2 separate regions of the Homo sapiens genome follow, and region 1 is linked to region 2. The links are chromatin loops, found by intact Hi-C in ENCODE. Cell type or tissue: PC-3. All regions are shown on one strand. Each heading gives the region's core, and the rest is flanking DNA. Links, peaks and the distances in the headings are about the cores only.

What was found. A loop is a pair of places that touch in the nucleus more often than their neighbours do. Peaks named below come from ENCODE experiments on the same cell type or tissue, not always from the same donor. Only the 100,000 strongest peaks of a DNase experiment are listed, where the experiment ranks them.
Region 1: a loop joins it to region 2, with 7 times the contacts of the local background. A loop is called at or near these places in 2 of 110 quality-filtered maps.

What each region holds. Positions count from the first base shown.
Region 1 is chr3:174,406,064-174,411,031 of GRCh38, reverse strand. No RefSeq gene overlaps it. Among named protein-coding and RNA genes, the nearest start is that of NAALADL2, 450 kb to the left of the region's middle. In PC-3, for the core only: no CTCF peak of the experiment used is centred there; a DNase peak (open chromatin) is centred at 2,551; H3K27ac peaks cover 391 bases.
Region 2 is chr3:175,144,003-175,148,970 of GRCh38, reverse strand. The region is part of intron 2 of NAALADL2 (N-acetylated alpha-linked acidic dipeptidase like 2); the gene reads right to left. Among named protein-coding and RNA genes, the nearest start is that of NAALADL2-AS3, 31 kb to the right of the region's middle. In PC-3, for the core only: a CTCF peak has its summit at 2,537 (motif pointing right); no DNase peak of the experiment used is centred there.

The DNA.
Region 1 (4,968 bases), core at 1,095-3,594, 740 kb after region 2:
TTACAGTGAAATTGGAGTTTTCAATAGAAAATTAGTTTTACTTAAGATAGCAGTTTTGAAACTTGAGTCATTCAAGATTTTTGTCATTTCTACTTTCTATGTATACTACTGATTTCTCATTGTTTCTCTTTAAGTCAATTTCTACCTTCCTCCCTTCTTTCTTTAATCAAAATACTTCCTTTAATTTCTTACATGACAATATATGTATGTGCAGACATGATGGATATATATTTTTTGAATATACATTAAAATAAAATGCAAGTATTAAAATTTAAATATTTATACATGGATAGTCTGAAATCATCTTTGGGAAACACTACTTTAAAATAAGAACGTGGAGAGAATTTTCTCTGAAGAGAACGAATATGCAGAAAAAAAAAATTGACAGTGGAATGGTGACCCCAGAGAACAAAGAAGAAGGGTTTGGAAGGCAGTCAACAAGAAGAGGAAAGATAGCTTGGAATGAGCAGAATAGATTTTCAAATGAAAGAACCGAGTAATATGCCAGGAAAGTCTGCATTTTGGGTAGATAAAAAAGCATGAATAAAAGTATCTGATTTACAACCACTCAAGTTTAGCTAAAGTTATCTTGGACAATGCTAGGTCTAAGAACAGGTAGCATGGACCCTGCAGATATTATGTCCTTAGAGCTTGGTGGGAAATGCCTTTGTATCTGAATGGTACAATGACTTCATGTAGTAACTGAGCCCTGAGCTAGTCAAAGGCAATGTCAAACTGTTGGCTAAAATTCTTTCCTGGTTTCAAATTTCCTCTCAAGGTATTTATTTCATAACACAGCTAGGGTCAATATTTTACATGGTCCCAAGAATGTGCAGCTAATTTTGAAATGGAAAGGAGAGGAAGGTTATACCCACCTCTTTGGAAGAAACAATTGGATATATCAGTTATTTAACAAAAAATGCCAGAGGTTTCTGGTTTTCTATACCCTGAGGTGCTATGTTACATATGTACCTAAAAGATACGGGAAGAAAAAGAAGGAAGAAAATGAGTAATACTCCCCATATTAAGTAAAAATTATCTTTAAAGCTGTTAATGATATTTGAATCAGTGACCTAGAGCCCATCTCATTAGGGAACGAACAATTTAATAACTATACTTCCACAGTCCATCAGCCTAAAGACATAAAAAAGAAATCAATAATGCAGCAAAAAGGAAAACAATAGAAATGCACAATTATTTCTGGCTGAAGCCTTCAGTAAATAATTTCAAGAATTGTAGTATTGCTCAAATCACTTCCTTTTCTAATATGCTACCATTTTTGTCCTTACTATAGCTTCAGTACAAACTTCTTTTTCTCTGTGTGAGTGACTCAAATATGATCACATCTCTGTTTATCCTCACCTTAACTCCATCCTTTTCTTTGAATGTAGGGTTTCTCTCTTAAAGTGGCTGATGCTATCAATGAGTGTTACACTGAGCCACTGTGTGTTTCAGGCTCAAGATACAGCCATTCTCCCCTCAGGCTAGTCAATCAGTTCAAGCCACTGAACTGTGACCAAGCCATGTAATGATTTTTCTCAGCGCTGTGAGACGAGACTGTTAACACCCATCTTCATCCAAATGCCATGGCAAAGATGAGGCTGCCTTTTCTCTTTTTGGAGTTGGAATATTTTTACTTTTCTCTCATTCCTGTCACCTTCTATTTTAATCTCCCTCCCTTAAGGCTCAGGACAAATCCCTGGAATACTTCTCCACCATTTATTTAATTATTCACTTAGTCACCTAACAAATATTTATTTATTGAGCCACTATTCTGTGTCAACTCTTCTTCTGGTTAATGAACACACAGCAGTCAACAAGACAGAAAATTTCCTCCTCGCAAGAAAATTATATTTTTGTAAGCAAATAAAATAATATTCAGTGACATGAACAAAATAAAAAATAGTGCCTGCAAATGGTTAATAAATCAGCTATTATAACTGTCTTATTTCTATAGTATTTATTTTTGGCTCTAATCTATTAAAGTTAATATTCATTTCAATATATCAGTAGATCCAAATATTTGGGACTAGGTGTATTTCTTTTATTTGCCCATGAATGAGATTGGGCTTTTTCCCTCATGTTTCTTCTTGCAGCTGAGCAGTGGCATTTATCGTGGTAACTAGAAGTTTCCTACTCCAAGATTACTCTGGAGTCAGTGCTTGCAGGATCTCTCTCTCTCTCTTTTTTTTTTTTTTTTTTTTTTTTGAGACGGAGTTTTGCTCTTGTTGCCCAGGCTGGAGCACAGTGGCACGATCGAGGCTCACCACAAGCTCCGCCTCCATGGTTCAAGCGATTCTCCTGCCTCAGCCTCCCGAGTAGCTGGGATTATAGGCGCGCGCCACCACGCCCGGCTAATTTTTGTACTTTTAGTAGAGACGGGGTTTCTCCATGTTGGTCAGGCTGGTCTTGAACTCCGACTTCAGTTGATCCGCCCACCTCGGCCTCCCAAAGAGTGGGGATTACAGGCGTGAGCCACCGCTCCGGCCTGATCTCTCTCTTCTTGTTAGCTCTCCAGGTCCTAGGGTTTCCTCTGTTGCCAAAACATTCCATTTGTGAGTCACTCACTGCTCTGTTACCAGTATTTGGCTCTACTGCCTGAGGCCCAGCTTCTTCCCTCTTTCTACCCCCAACCTCTTTCGTTTCTGGTTTAAAATTTTCTCTTTTGATTGGCGTTCCACTGAGATACACTTTCACCCACCAGCACTTTTTGAAGACATGTTCTAAAATCAGGTAAGGGGTATACAGTACAATCAGTATTATAGTAATTCCCTTTTCCATGGATGCAATTCTATCCTCATTCTCTCCAATGCCTATCTCTTTAAAGAACAGCTTAGCTATCTGCATTAAAGAGCTGGATGGCAAATGTTAACCAGTACCGGTTATGGACTCAAACTGACTGGGTTCCAATTCCATTTCTACAACTTATTAGATATGTACATTTGGATGGAAAAAATAAGTTAGCCGTTTTAAACCTTATTTACCTCATGAATATATATGCCCTGGGGAATGGTGAGAACTCCAAGTGGTGGAGAGTGAGCTTTTCTCCAATCTTGCCCTCTAACTAGAGAACTAGGTGAGAGTAAAGAGAAAAGTAAAGGGGTAGAGTATAGGCATATTCTGCTTTCTGAACAAGAATGCTTGAGGGCTTGTCTGCTGTTTGTGGCTGAATAGGTACTTAGGAGGTAAACTTGACCCACAGTGACAAAGACACATACATAGTTTCCAGGATTTCCAACAAGGCAGAGAAATAGAGAGTATGAATGACCTGAGAAAGTCAAGGACAGAAATAGAGAGTATGAATGACCTGAGAACGACAGGGTGATGACACTTTGGTGAATACCGGCATGGATACATTATTCAAAAACACTTTGGGCTTTCCATCCCTGCTTCTGTGCTTTAACCCAGCATTTGAATGTGTCAGGTATCCATCGAACTTCTAGAGGTAGATTGCCTGGGTTTGGATTTGGACTTTGTCATTTATTGGTTCTGTGACCTTAGACAAATAATTTATTCCCCTTGTACCTCAGTTTCCTGATTTTTTAAATAGAATTAAACACATTCCCTACTTCAAAGAATGATTTTCAGGATCTCTATGGTTCTAATATTTTGGAATTTTGAACACAAAATCCAAATTTCATGTGTTGGAAACTTAATCTCCAATGCCACAAAATTGTAAGGTGGAGCCTAATGCTAGGTATTTGTGGTAGGTATTTGGGTCATGAGGGCTCCACCCTCATGCATGAGTTAACGTTGTTATCTTGGGAGTGGGTTGTTACTGTGGGAGTGGGTTTTTTATAAAAGTAGGTTTCACCTCATCTTGGCCTCTTTTGCTATCTCTTGCCATGTGATAACACAGCAAGAAGACTCTCGCTAGATGTGTCCCCTTGATCTGGGCTTTTCAGCCTCCAGAACCATGAGCCAAATATATTTCTGTTCATTTCAAATTACCCAATCTGTGGTATTCTATTGTAGAAGCATAAAATAGACTAAGACAAAGATTAAAAGGGTAAATATAGCTAAAATGCTTAGAACTGTGGCTGGAATGTAGTAAGCACCATATAAATGTTTGGTACTATGTTAGGGGTCCCAAAGACTACCCTCAAGACTCAGAAAAGCTGTTATCTACAGATTTACAGTTTATTATAGCAAAAGGAAACATTAAAATCAACAAAAGAAAAAGGTGCCTAGGATAAGGTCTAGGCGAAACTAAGTACAAATTTTCAGGTGCCCTCTCCCAGTGGAATTGCATGGATATACTTAATTATCTCAGAAATGATGTATGACAATACATATTGCTATGATTTGAATGCCCTTTTCAGAACTCATGTTGAACTTTAATTGTCATTGTAACAGTATTAAGAGGCAGGGTTTTTAAGAGTGATAAGTCATGGGGGCTCTACCCTCATGAATGGATTAATCATTATCATGGGAGTGGCTTTGTTATAAATATAAGCTCTCTCACATATTCTCTTGCTCTTCTGCTCTTTCATCATGGAATAATAAACAAGAAGACCCTTACCAGATACTAGCACCATGCTGTTGGACTTCTCAGTCTCCAGAGCTGTGAATCAAGTAAACTTGTTTTCCTTACAAATTTCCCAGTCTATGGTGTTCTGATATAGCAATAAGAAACAAACTAAGACACATGCAAAGTATTTCCAACCAGGGAATCTCACCAGAACCGTGATGTCCAGGATTTCTATTGGAAATCAGTCATGTATGGATGCAGTACCTAAGTGACCAACCACAGATACTGAGTTAGATTACAACATCCCAGAACAAAAAGGGGCATTTACCATAAATCTCATTTTTAGCATAAGCTATCTCATCAAACTGGTACTGTATTGCTAAATGCCTAAGATATACAAAACGTCTTTTATTAGGAAGAATATTTCCAGGGGTCAGAGTTCATTTACCAGGAGTTGGCCAAGGGCCAGTCTTGAAAAGATTTTTGGGAATGTACAG
Region 2 (4,968 bases), core at 1,253-3,752:
AAAACATTTTCTAACATTCATATGGAACCAAAAAAGAGCCTGAATAGTCAAAGCAATCCTAAGTAAAAACAAACAAACTAAAAGCCAGATGTATCACGTTACCTGACTTCAAACTATTCTCTAAGGTTACAGCAAACAAAACAGAATGGTACTGGTACAAAAAGAGACACATAGACCAATGGAACCAAATACAGAACCCATAAATAAAACTGTACACTTATGGTCATCTGATCTTTGACAGAGTCAATAAAATAAGCAATGGGGAAAGGACTCCCGATTTAATAAATGGTGCTGAGATAGCTGTCTAGCCATATGCAGAAGAATGAAAGTGGACCCCTACCTTTCATCATAGCCAAAAACTAACTAACTAAGATGAATTAGAGATTAAATGTAAAACCCCAAACTATAAGAATCCTAGCAGAAAACCCAGGAAACACCACTGTGGACTTGGGCGTTGGGAAAAAATTTATGACCAAGTCCTCCAAAGTAACTGCATCAAAAACAAAAATTGAGAAAATTGACCTAATTAAACTAAAGAGCTTTTGCACAGCAAAAGAAACTATCAACAAAATCAACAGACAACCTACCTAATTGAAGAAAATAGTCACAAATTAAGTATCCCACAAAGATCTAATATCCAGAGTCTATAAAGAACTTTCAACAGCAAAAAACCAATAACCCCATTAAAAAGTAGGCAAAAAATGAGCAGACACTTCTCAAAATAAGACATACAAGCAGACAACAAAAATGTTTAAAAAGTCAAATTACTAATCACCAGAGAAACGCAAATCAAAACCACAATGAGATAGCATTTCATACCAGTCAGAATGGCTATTATTATTATTTTATTATTATTATTATTATTATTATTATTATTATCATTATCATTATTATTATTTTGAGACAGAGTTTTGCTCTTGTTGCCCAGGCTGGAGTGCAATGGCCCAGTCTCGGCTCACTGCAACTTCTGCCTCCTGGGTTCAAGCGATTCTATTGTCTCAGCCTCCCATATAGCTGGGATTACAGGCGTCCATCACTATGCCTGGCTAATTTTTGTATTTTTAGAAGAGACGAGGTTTCACCATGTTGGTCAGGCTTGTCTCGAACTCCTGACCTCAGGCTTTCCACCTGCCTTGACTTCCCAAAGTGCTGGGATTACAGGCGTGAGCCAACACGCCTGGCCGAAAATGGGTATTATTAAAAAGTCAAGAAACAACAGATGCTGACGAGGCTGCAGAGAAAAGGGAATGTTTACACGCTGTTGGTGGTAATATAAATTAGTTTAGCCACTGTGGAAAGCAGTTTGAAGATTTCTCAAAGAACATAAAACAGAACTATCATTCAACCGAGTAATCCCATTATTGAGTATATACCCCCCCCAAAAATAAACTGTTCTACCAAAAAGACATATGCACTCACATGTTCATTGCAGCACTATTCACAATAGCAAAAACATATCATCAACCTAGGTGCCCATCCGTGGTAGACTGGATGAAGAAAATGTGGTACATAATATGTCATGGAATACTACACAGCCACAAAAAAGAACAAAACCATGTTCTGTGTAGCAACCTGGATGCAGCTGGAGGCCATTATCATAAGTGAATTAATCCAGGAACAGAAAACCAAATACGGCATGTTCTCACTTATAAGTGAGAGCTAAATATTGGGTATGGATGGATGCAAAGATGGCAACAATAGACACTGGGGAGTGCTAGAACGGGGAGCAAAGGAGGATGGCAAGATTTGAAAACTACCTATTGGGTACTCTACACACTACCTGGGTGACAGGTACTCCAAATTTCAGCATCATGCAATATATCTATGTAACAAACCTGCATGTGTATCCCTTGAATCTAAAATGAATTTGAAATTATTTTTTAAAAATCATGTTTGCTTTTCTTAACTACAGAATTACTTCAAAAGATCTTAGTTGAGTTTTCCTAAAAAAAGACAAAAATCAGTGCTTTTACCCAGAAAGATTTGCACAAATGCAAATAATTTGGGGACTATATTAAAATTTAGCCATTTACATCATATGCATTTTTTTTCATTAAAATAACTGATCCACTTCAGATCTTGGGAGAAGATTATGTACCTGAATGACGTTAGTAAATTGTAATTTAATTAAATTTAGTTAAAAAAAAAGCTACCTTCCCTTTTTCAAAAAGAGAAAAGTTAAGCCAACAATTTCACACATGGAAGGCAAAATAGTCAAGTAATTGGTTTTCCTATCACTATTTTGTCAAGTAATTACAAGGGAAAACATATACGCATCACGAAGTAAAATAGTAACTTTCAGCCTCTTTCATTATTTTTCTTCTTAGTTCATGTGATTGAAGCCATTCATTTTTCACAATCTAGTTCGTCCAGCACACTGTTAGTAATATGCTATATGCCCTACTTTGTGAAGCAAAAGTAATATTCTATGAATTTCATTTCATCTCTGATTTATCTACAATTTTTTAATGCATTCTCTACAATAATTATTTTAGCTTGCCAGTTAGTTATTAGTAGTCCCACCAGAGGGCAGACAGGGGAAAACTCAGGCTGTAAAACTCAAATAAGCACAATACTGATATTTACTCATTTTTCTATAAAAGCTGTGCAAATGGGAGCACTGTACATATTTGATGCTTATTTCAAATCATTTTCCATTGTTTTCCACAGTCCTTCTCTTTTTTCTGGGTAGACCAGAGACTCACTTTGTGATCTAGTAGTTACCTAAAATAAATTTTGATGGAATTGAATTTATTTTGTATGAAGAAGGTTATGTAAGAGTCAACAGACACACATGAGCCAAATTTAAAATTCAAGAAAATTTACAATAATAGGCCAATAGGGAGACTTCAGCTGATGAGATTTTTTACTATTCTGTAAGAATCACGAATCTTACTTATTACCAAATACAGTATGTGTCACATTTTCTACAGTGAGAATTCTGACAAAGGTGGAAACTGAGAATTACATTAATCTAATTTGTGTGCTACAAAAACATGGAAAACAATTTCCACATCCACAGGAGTCAGTCAGTACTTGATTCTAGCTATATGTCTGAAATGATAAAGAAGAGGTTTATTAATATTTGTCAAAAGAGTACATTTCAAACAACTTCTGAATTATTTGAAGTGGTAGGAAGACTTGTTTTAGAATATCTTTTATTAAAAACTTTAAATAGTTCAATTATTATAAGGAACAGTAAATCCTTATTGCCAAAGTAATAATTTTGTGTAAAATTAGTAGAAAGCATTTAGTTTTGCAATAGCAATAATTCAGGTAAAAAAAAATACACAGAAGTATCAAGACAGTAATACAAAATTGAATGCTTAGGCAATCAGCAAATCAGCCAAGAACAAAGTAAGTCCCTGGTTCAGCACTACTTCTAAACAGCTTTATCTTTAAGCCCAAATTCATAAATCTAGGCTTAAGAAAGGTCAAATGAAAGAAGAAAAAAAATACATTTTCTTTCCGATAAGTTTCATCCATTGCTCGTCAAGCCAATAGAAATATAGAAAACCAATTCTGTTAATTCTGAAGGCAATCTGTTCAACGTCCTTAACACAGATATATGTTTGTGGGTTTAGGTTTATTGAGTGCTACTGCCATGTAGGTCACTGGGAAATAGAAATTTGTCTAAATCTAATTGGAAGAAGAAGAGCAACTTACAAAATTAAAAATTCAGAGAGCTAAAGGAAGTGATACCAAGCCAATGGGCACTGCAGATAAAAGATCTAGAGGAGGTGACTGAACATTGATCCATGTGAGTCATCAAAACACGGTATTCACTAGGGAAATTTTGTCACCACCTAAATGAAGAATAAGGGGACTAAGGAAAATTACCCTGCCTATTAGCAAGAGCTAGGACAGCCCCTCCCAAATCCTTCTCTATCCAGGGATGAAATTAAATATTTAAAATTTGTAAGTGTGAAAAAGCAATACATCAAATCAAGGAAAGAGGAACATGGTGGTGAATAAAGAAATGGAATGTTTTTGATTAAAAAAAGAAAAAAGACTTGTTACCAGGAAGTAAAGGAGAATTTTGAAACTTGTATTGAAAACATACAGGATTCCAAAGTCTCTTTGAAATGCCGTAATCTTGTATGAGATGAAGAAGCAACAGGCTGAGATTCAAACAATGGTTGTCTAAATGAGTAAAAATTAAAAGAAATCTGAAAACACAATGGCAAAATCAAAATCAACATTGGAGGCATTAAACACAAGAACTGGCACAGGAGGAAAATAAAATCAGGGATTTAGAGAATAAACCTGAAGGGCTGCCCAAAAATATGAAGGAAAAAAGTGACGGAGATAAGTAACACACAAAATTCTGTATATAGCATGATCCTGCATGTGGGGGATAAATTCAGTGAGAATAAACATAGGAAATATTCAAAGGTGCTAAAAGTGGCCATCTCTGGATTGCGCAATCATAAGAAAGTTTCACTCTTTCTGTATATTTTCTCAATATAAAGTGTTTTACACTTTAGACTGTATTACTTTTGTAATCAGAAGAAAAAATAAACACAAAACTCAACTTAACTCATATATTTTTCAGAATAACCACTGATGAATGGGCTTTTTCTACAATAATCAATTCCTGTTTTCCAATCAATCTTAAAATGGAGACTTTCTAAAGCTGATATATTTAAATTATGAGAATGAAGTAATTAACCGAAACGTGCCCAATGGCTTTTTGTATTTCTCCATTTTAACTCTGCACACTTTAAAATTCCATGAAGCCGGAATTTAGAATTAATTCTAACTTATAATATTGCAGCATGCTGACTGATTCTTGATTTACATCATTCAAGGACAGTGTTTTATAGCCATCTTTAGTAACTCAAGAGGAAATGAAACAGAATAATCTTTAAAAAATAGCCCCAACATAGAATATTTTTATTATTCTTTTAAATTATTTTAAGTTCTTTTAAAAAGTCCTCATTCACGATTTTACTCAATTTCTTCTAA